Linked DNA regions of Mus musculus: region 2 is linked to region 1. The links are chromatin contacts, found by POLR2A ChIA-PET in ENCODE. All regions are on one chromosome and are shown on one strand. The core of a region is the stretch at or near the end of the contact, and the rest is flanking DNA. Distances in the headings are between cores, read along the strand shown.

The links. ChIA-PET counts read pairs that join two places held with the same protein, here RNA polymerase II (POLR2A).
Region 2: POLR2A ChIA-PET joins it to region 1 with 11 read pairs in Patski. The contact joins the promoter of Pus3 here to the promoter of Fam118b in region 1. POLR2A ChIA-PET finds 5 or more read pairs at or near these places in 2 of 5 experiments (Patski and embryonic stem cell).

Annotation. Positions count from the first base shown.
Region 1 is chr9:35,265,878-35,270,397 of GRCm38, forward strand. It overlaps Fam118b (family with sequence similarity 118, member B), which reads right to left and starts at 1,928. Exons shown (of 8, transcript NM_194257.2): 1 at 1,846-1,928. Rpusd4 (RNA pseudouridylate synthase domain containing 4) reads left to right here and starts at 2,004. Exons shown (of 7, transcript NM_028040.2): 1 at 2,004-2,201; 2 at 2,525-2,690; 3 at 4,088-4,289. The coding sequence starts at 2,013.
Region 2 is chr9:35,556,175-35,560,694 of GRCm38, forward strand. Pus3 (pseudouridine synthase 3) reads left to right here and starts at 2,386. Exons shown (of 5, transcript NM_023292.5): 1 at 2,386-2,559; 2 at 3,129-3,343. It overlaps Ddx25 (DEAD box helicase 25), which reads right to left and starts at 2,296. Exons shown (of 12, transcript NM_013932.4): 1 at 2,164-2,296; 2 at 1,511-1,577; 3 at 1,208-1,255; 4 at 592-727. The coding sequence starts at 2,226.

The sequences.
Region 1 (4,520 bases), core at 678-3,177:
AATATTTTTCTCGAAATTCTTCCAAACCATAAAGGTTCCATACCTAATATAGGAGTGTAATTAATGTAATGATGTGATTTTAAATCCTGATGTTCATGTCTTGGGAAAAGGGGCTTTCATGTGACTAACACGTGATCCTCAGCAGTTCAGAGACATTAGAACATGGAACTGGAGCTTATCAGAAAGGATAATTCTTTTAGAGTGGAATTTCTCAAATTTTATATAGGTGTTCTACTTGTGAATTTATTGGTGAGAGGGGACAAAGCCACTAATAGAAGAAACAGTGTTTCCCAAACTGTTCCCATGGAACTACATCCAGATCACTTATCTTATTACAGAAATACAGACAAGTCTTCCCACCATTCTCTACCTTCGTTCTTCACGTCAAAAAAAAAAAAAAAACTGACAGAAATATAACTGTTCAAAATGTTCATAAACAGACTGGGTGTGTGGGGGTGTAGTCTTTTATTCTAGCACTAGGGAAGCAGAGAAAAAGGTCCATGAATTGGAGGCTAGTCTGGTCTACAATGTGAGACCTTTAAGACAGACAGACAGACAGACAGACAGAAAGCAAACAACAACCCAACCTAACTCAGAATCACTGCAGCCACATAAAATATTTGTGAGCTTACTATATTAACAGGTTTGGGGATGAAAGAAGTCCTCCAGTAATTCACATCACACCTTGACTGTATAGCTGGTAATTCACATTTCAAGGACAGTACTTAGCAGGGGGGAAAAGACCGCGGAATGGGACGGGGCTTCATTAATGATCATCTACATTACAGCAGCCTAGTTGGTTTCCCGGATATACTTTCCTTTTTGATCTGTCCTGCTTTGTATTGCCACATTCCTCTCTACAATACCACTTGCAAGGGATTTCTCAAGAAGTTTCAAAGATCCAACTATCACATGAAGTTTAAATTCTTCAACTTCTAGTCTTCTGAGGCTATTCACCTGTTCAACTGTTTCACATGTGGTTTCCTTCTGCTAATTCATTTTGGAGGGAGAAACACCCAAGCCTAATTCAACTATTCATTCTCTAACTGAAATGCAATCTGGCTATCTTGAGGGAAGAGTCACTAGTTCTCACGACATCCCTTCAGCATCAGCTTCCCCAGCAAACGGCATGCGCATCCCAAGGTGTTTTCGAGATTACCATTCCAAAACAGCTGTTCATATTCCCAGCTGCCCTTTGGCGATAGGAGAGTCGTCGTTTGCAGTTCGGGAGTCTCTTGTAGGAAAGGGAGAGAGAGAGAGAGAGGGTTCGACGGTTTCAAGCTATGGAAGGAAAGACTAAAGGAGGCAAAGGGGGAAAAGCTCTTTACTTTCCTTGGGAAGAGTAGATAAGGGAAGAAAGAGGAGACCCCAAGAAACGAACTCTAGAGAAAGGTCAGTATAAACCCGTAGCGCTCTCGAGGTAGGACGTATGGGGCGGGGGTCCTGGATGAAGGAAAAGAACCGTCATCTTCGGGAGGACTGGCTACAAACAACGCGAAACAAAGGGGTTGGCAGTCGCAAAGCGGGAGGTTGGAATATGAGAGATCTGGGGATCTCCGGAGGACGAGCGGCAAGAAAACGAGAAAGAACACCACACGTCCCTCTGAGGACCCGCCGAGGACCTGGTTGCTAAGAGGGACCAGACAGGTGCCGGTAAAGACTGAGGAGCAGCCAGCTTCACTTCTAAGGACGCGGGGGCGGGGAAGTGTTTCTGCGTGGAGTCGTGCCCCGAAGCGAGACACGCTTGCCAGGGCAGTGCTCTCCAAGAATGGAGATCCGGGCCATGCGAAAACCGTTGGGGCACCGGCATTTCCCAGCCCTCGCCTGGCTTCCCCACACACTCACCGCGTCTGCTCCAAACGCCACCGCTCCAGCTGCAGCTACCGGCCGGCGCAGCCGCACTGAGCGCGCACCGCCCCACGTGACCCGTAGGCTACCTGCCCACGTGATCAGCAGGGCCCACCCCCCCCCCCTTCCTCCTCTCCGCGCTGTCCGGCCCCGCCCTCGCCAAGATGGCCGCGCCCTGCTTGCGTACGCCTGGTGTCCAGCTTTTGAGTATGAGTTCGCGTCCCGGGAGATTGTTCACTCCCGGCTCCTGGTCGTTTTGTTCCAGCGCTACTTCCTCTAGGCCCCTGAATGCTCAGAGATTGGCAGAGAAGCTCCGAGCCCAGAAACAAGAGCAAAAGGCAAAGGAAGTGCGGGTGAGTCTAGAGAGACTCAACTTCCGAGAAGCGATGCTCTCACGGCTTTCTTAGGTGTGGGGTGTGGTAGGCAGGTCCTGTAACAGCAAGTACATCAATGTTGAGAATATTCTGTGTGGTAGTCGGAATACCGCACTTTTGCTACTGCCAGACCCACCGCGTGGGTATGCAGATAAGACAGATGGCTATGTATGGTCCCAAAGGAAACATGAGTCAAATTATACAGTACAGTCATTCCACGGATTTCCACCTAAATCGCACTTAAGGCCATTCCCAGCGCTTCACTCCTTCATTAAGCTTTTTCCACCTTTCTCTTTCCTTAGGTGCCTACAAACCCCGTTCAGCGGAGAGTGCAGGAACTAGTGCGATTCACACAGCAGCTGCAGCGAGTTCACCCCAATGTGCTTGCTAAGGAACTGAGCCGAAGGATTCTCCACCAGGACAACGACCTCGTGGTCATTAATAAACCCTATGGTCTCCCTGTCCATGGTAAGAGCCATGTGGGCTAAGGAGAGAAACCTGCTGCTGCTTCCTCTTCCATCTAGGGTCACCCCTGAAGCTTTATTCATGAGACACTCTTGAATTCAAGTTAATTAAACCTTATTATCCCATGTATGTGACTACTGGTAACAAACCAGTGTCTAGTCCCCACTTGCAGATACCTGACAGTGAGCTGTATGCAGCCTCCCACAGGAATTATTGCAGAGAGATACAGAAGCTCAGTTCTGCACTGTGGGCTGTGTACAGCCACCCACAAGAATCGATGCGGAGAAATACAAAAAGTTACTTGCTAACTGTTATTTTCCATCAAAGTGGTTAAAACAAAACAACAACGAAAAAGGAGTTGGGAGCCAGTGTGCGACTGCCGCCCCAGGTCTAGGGGAGGATCCGGTGTTCATGTTCAGATCAGTCTCAGCAGCAGCAAAACTTCATTTCAAAATGAGAGAGGTAGAGAGACAAGGCTGGGAAGAGGAAATAATACACACGGTTGCGGTACACAGTAACCCCAGAGGGACTGGAACTTAATAGATGTCCTGATGCTGCTGAGTGTTCTGATGGGGGACGGCTGAAGTGAGTCAGAATTGAAAGGGAAAAAAAAAAAAAAAAAAAAAAAACATTTGTCAAAGGTCTGCAGGAGGAAAGTAAATATTTTAGCAAAAAAAAAAATATTTTAGTTGGAATAAATCACTCCTTTGGTGGCAGTTCCTCTAGGTTTCGTAACGAGTTCTTGCCTTACTATTTATTCTCTGCTTAAGTTTCTAGTTGTTGAGGATAATTTGTTTCGGGTATTTATATTTTATAGATAACAAAGCTGGAAAGGTCAGATGGTGAATACAAATAGTAAAATCCAGGGATGTCTGATCTTAGCCCATCATCTTTTTTGTTTGTTTGTTTTGTTTTGAGAAGGGGCTTTGTATAGCCCTGTCTGTCCTGTAACTAACTCTGTAGGCTTTGAGCTCATAAAGATCTCACTGCCTCTGCCTTAGGAGTGCTAGGATCAAAGGCATGCACCGCCATCACTCAGCTAGAGCTCATCTTCTTAGCCTCTCTTCTAGGGAATGCTTCAGTGAAGCCTCTCAGGCCCACAGACTCTGAAGAGAAAGTCACAGTGTTTCCCAGACTTATTACTTGAGAGCCCTTGGGGTGCTTGTTAAAATACAAGTTCTGAGTTTATAGTCTGGAAATGGTTGGCCTGCATTTCATTTTATAGCTAAGATCTCTGGGCCTATTAATATTAGTAATCCTCACCATATTGTTCATAGCACAACTGTAGAAAATGGAGACAATTGTTTGTTCTGTCAAGATTGAAAGGTGATTATTATCTCAAGACTGAGAGATTGTTCTCTCAAGAAGAGTTCTCCAGCCTCTGGCTCTTTCCTCCGTAGGTGGCCCAGGAGTCCAGCTCTGCATCAGTGATGTACTGCCCATCTTGGCAAAGATGCTTCATGGCCACAAGGCAGAACCTTTGCATCTGTGCCACCGTCTGGACAAAGAAACCACAGGTGTAATGGTTTTGGCTTGGGAGAAGGACATGGCACATCAAGTCCAGGAGCTATTTAGAACCCGCCAGGTGGAAAAGAAGTACTGGTATGAGGCCTGTTATTGTCACTAGGGGTGGAATGAAGAAACGCATCCCTTTTATCTGTCCACTGCACTACAGAACTGTTAATAGAAGTCACCGTACTAGAATTCATGATGATAACAAAGAGTATATGAACTAGCTTAGTACTTGGAATGTCGGGTGATAAGATAGTGGTTATGTGCACACGTGTGTGTGTACTTGGAGAAGTCAGGGTTCTTTTTCTGTCGCTCCCTATT
Region 2 (4,520 bases), core at 1,136-3,635, 290 kb after region 1:
CCAGTGGGCCTGAGGTATGGGCAAAAGGCTTGTCTAAAGTTGCCGTTTGGATAGTTGGCCAAGCTGCTACCTAGCCAGGTCCATTCTGCCTTCATACACGGCAGGCAACATAAGCCTGGTTTGGCCTCACATATCTGTGGCCTTTTGTTGTTGTTGTTAGAATATATTTTCTTCATGGCAATTTTAACCCTAGGGGATGAAAACTCATTTGAGAAAGTTACTCATTTTAATACCATTTGAAATAAAGTATGGTTAGAAAAGCAAAAGCTTATAACTTTTTAAGAAGTGCTAAGGGGATCATGCTCAGGCCATCAACGCCTGTGTCTGGATTCTGTCCTCGATTGGGTATCCCCAACTTCTGCAAGATTAAAATATTTTCTATCAAAAAGTGCTCAGGATACCTAGCCAACTTAGGTATCCGAGTATTCCCTGAGATATGTTTTAATTGCAATGTAAAACTATAGGATCTACTTTAATACGGCGTGCTAGGAAACGAAGGGGGGATGCTGATGGGTTTGGGTAACTAGCATGGTAGGCTGTTAATGTTTACTTGCATAAGCATCCACATACACTAAGAGCTAAGATACTCACAGCCGTAGCTCTTCAAAGGTTTTCACCGAGTAGAGTGGAGAGCTGGGATCCTTCTGTAAGACTTCCACTCGGTGGCTGGATTCTATTAAGGACTGACGGATTAGCTTGTTTAAGAGTGAATTGGCTGCCAAATCCACTAAAAAAAAAAAAAGGCAAAATCACAAGAGGACATCAAACCTCCCGGATGACAGCTAATTAACTGTTATCTCCTACTGAGCAACAGTACATATCAACCAACAGCAGCTTGTTCTCATCTTCCTGACAAAAGGAAGTCCGAGAAGGAATGCCACAGCACCGAGGATTCCCTCCTTTTACCAAGACCCAGTTTCTTATGCTCTGTTGTGCAAACCCTTGACCACGTGCAGACCGACATCTAATTGCAATATCTTCCTAGCCAAACCGAAAATTCTTAATCTACACCTTGCAGTTTTCATTTCAACGTAGTCTAAAGGAATGCACCCCCCTCCTAATTCAGTACTCCCCCCCCATAGTATTCATTCAAAAAGAAAACAAAGATAGTGCTTTCCCAAGGAAATTAATCCTTTTAGCACAGTCAAAGCGATGGTAAACCAAGCAGCAGAGCTAATAGGTACATTCAGTCGAGCTTGTCTCCTACCTACATCGTCTTCATCATCATCATCATCTTCCGTGTTAAGAGAGCCGTCTATGAGGGTAAAAGGGAAAATAAGAAGCATAAAGAAAAATGTTGAGTGGAAACATACAATGCATTCTCAGAACGTCTCACAGACGCTACAGTGTATGCAAACAGAGCCATCTCCTGCAAGAGTAAAGCGATGTGCCTGAGGAGGTGGAGGATTTTCAGTGGAGAGGAAGGAAGCCAAAGCTATTTCATGGCAGATACATGGGGAAAGCAAAGGTGTTAATTAAGCCAGTCTTGCTTTAGCCTAACAACACTCACCTATGTTTGGGACTGTGGTACTCCTAATACCACGAAGGTTCTTCCTGGGATGGACGAGATTTGAAAACTATTGAAAGGCACAAAATTCAACCAAGGTTAGGAAGCAGGACATCAAGCAAGAAGCATGGCGCTATCCTACAGCAAGGGGAGGGAAGACCACCTCAAACTGCTTCCTTTGCAATGTTAAGGGTTAATGATTTCATTATAAGAATCTGTGTAATTGTATGAATTCTCATATAATAGAATGGGGGCTTCCATAGTCTCTCTTTATAAGGGCTCTTAGTTTGAATATGGGCAGCATCTGGGTGATGGGTGGTTTACAACTACAAGGGGAAGGTGGCTATGAAGATGAGAAGCCTGCTAAATGGTCAAAACCAGGATAGGAGAAAACTCAGTACAGATAGGACTAGCAGCTGCGCACTCTCTCTGTATTTCCTGAGGGGGTCTCTGCCCTTTCAAATCAAAGGTCGGTCCTTTCTGGGAGTCTCCTTTTCTGTGGCCTTTCCAGCCCAGCCCCCCATCACTTGACACCCCCCATCACTTGACACCCCGCTCTAAACGCCGGCCGGGCGCTCCCCTTCCCAGGGGACTTCCCTCGGGAGTCCCTGTTCTAGCCCCCGCCCCTGGGCCCTCCCCTGCTCAGCGGCAGTTACGTGGCTGTTCAGCCGCTCGCTCTCCGCCGCCCCGGCGTCGCCTCCCCAAAGTAACGACGCCATAGCTGCGGTCTCCGCTCTCGCCCCTGGCACGTGCTGCCACCCCCGCGCGGGGCAGCGCCGGCTCGGCTCAGTGGCCAATGGTCAGGCTCCGGGACCGGCGTCCGCCTCGCGACCACCCGTGGCGCGGCGCAGTGCGCAGGCGCGGGCCCGGCGCGGGGCGGGCGGAGGGAGAGAGGTGCGGGGCGCAGCTGTGCGGGACACCCGCGAGCTTTCCGTTTGACCAGCCGGCCATCCGCACAGCAGAGAGAAAGTGGGCACGGAGGCGGTACACACACCGCGCTGCAGGCTCTCGTGCGGGTATCTCTCCCGACAGCCCCGCTTGGGCATCACCAGGTGTGAGGTTGCACAGTGGAGGGAGAGATGGGCTTGACCAGAGGTTCAGAAGGAAAACAGAACTCAAGTGCGGACATGTGTCCAGGATACCTGTGATGTGCCCACATACACGCATATTTTAATTTTTATTCTAAGGAGGGGTCTCCTTTTAAAGCAATCTGGACCACCACTATCTATATCTATGACATGTATTGCACAGCTCTGGGGTAGCTCTTTGGTCCAACCTTATGCTAAGTTTGGACCAAAGAACCAGGATTTTCAGTTTTCTGACTGGAATTTTAAGACTTGGGGCAACATTTCTATAATTGTCAAAAGCAGAAACTCAAAACTGGAGCCATGATCTCTCCGTGGTGCTGAAGCAGAATTCCTTGGCCCTGTTCTGTCGCAATCTTTCAGTGTTTTCAGGTCAAAGCATTTCCCTTTAACCCTTACATTTACATTCTAGTAGTAAATGTTTCGACTCTCAAGGTTAAATTTCTGTTAATTAAACGATGTTGGGACAGGATCTTCAATCTCTTAGTTTTCATATAGGATAGCCAGCATTTGAAAATCTTTTTTTCTCATTTTAGACCAGACTATATTTCTCGTATTGGCTTGCGGTAAAGAGGAAGCTGCATCAGAAACCTGCGCATGCGGTGGGCTTCGGCTAAAAGCCCACACCGTGCCTTCCGAACTACATTTCCCAGAACCGTCGGCGCACGCTTGGTGAAGCCGCGCATGCTTACTGAAGACGGAAAGCCATAGCTTCCGGCTAGCCGCATGGCCGCCTACTGAGGACCGGAAGGTGAGTTAAACTCTGAGTTGGGCATCTTTGAGTTCTAGAGAGGAATGAACAGATGGAGGCTGAACTGCTACCTTCTGCCCTGGTATTTAAGTGTTTAAGAAGGCCTTGGTGTATGAAATGGGACTTAGGACAACGCATATCGTGTCGTGCCTGGAACTTCTAGCAGCTAGGAAATCCCATCGGCGGGGCTTAGAGTCTGTAACTAGTTTAGAGGGCCTCTACTACATCAAAATTGCTCAAATATGAACAGTGGAAGCCCATTAATTATGCTATGGAAGGAAGGGGTGGCGGGAAACTTTGGGTTTTGTTTTACACAATTCTTTTCAGAGTTGATTAATGGTCGTAGCGCGTCTCAAACCCTTTATTACAAAGGAAATGTGTACCCTCGCCATATACATTTAAACATTTAAAGAAGTTTCGTACATTTAGGGCGTGCTATTTTAGGGTGAAAGCTTGGTGCGCCCAGGAATTCCCTTTGTGGGTATTTGGTTACCCCCACACTGTATCTGCCAACCTTCTGAATTTCACTTATAAACCTAGTGTGCTGGAGCAAACAGTACTGGGCCAAGAGTCTTGGGAGTCATGACTTTAAAAATAATCTGCCTGGTGACTGGATTTACCTAGCCCAATTCATGCTTATAGGGATACTTAGTCAACTGGAACACTTGAAAAACCTTTTGATTTTTGTTATTTGAACTTTGAAGTCCCCACTCAAATGTTTTGAAAAGCTGATAGACTTTTAATCCTGCACCTAAGACTTGAGTTTTAACTATTCCCCGTGCTCTACATGTACGACAAATCTGGCTGTTTGATTTACAACATATTTGTACCACTTACTATGTATTCCCAGGCATTTGTGGCATAGTTCTGGCTCTGATACACCACTGAGTTTGCAGTTTTTACTTTCGTGGAGTGAGTGTACTAAGTCGAGTCCCGATTATTTTTCTTCTTGATGTGTCTAGCAATGGGTGGAACTGGGTAAATGTATTCTATCGATAGCATTAAATGGTAAGAAAATGTTTTAGCAGCTAGTAATTGCCAGTGCTGATCATGGTTCAGTGTTTTTCCTTCTTGAACAAGCACTCTGCTTTCAGGCCTAAGTTTAGTGCTTGAAATAGAAAACGGATTTTTAGCTACTCCTTACTGGACTCTCAAGATCTATGCCCAGTCTAGTTCA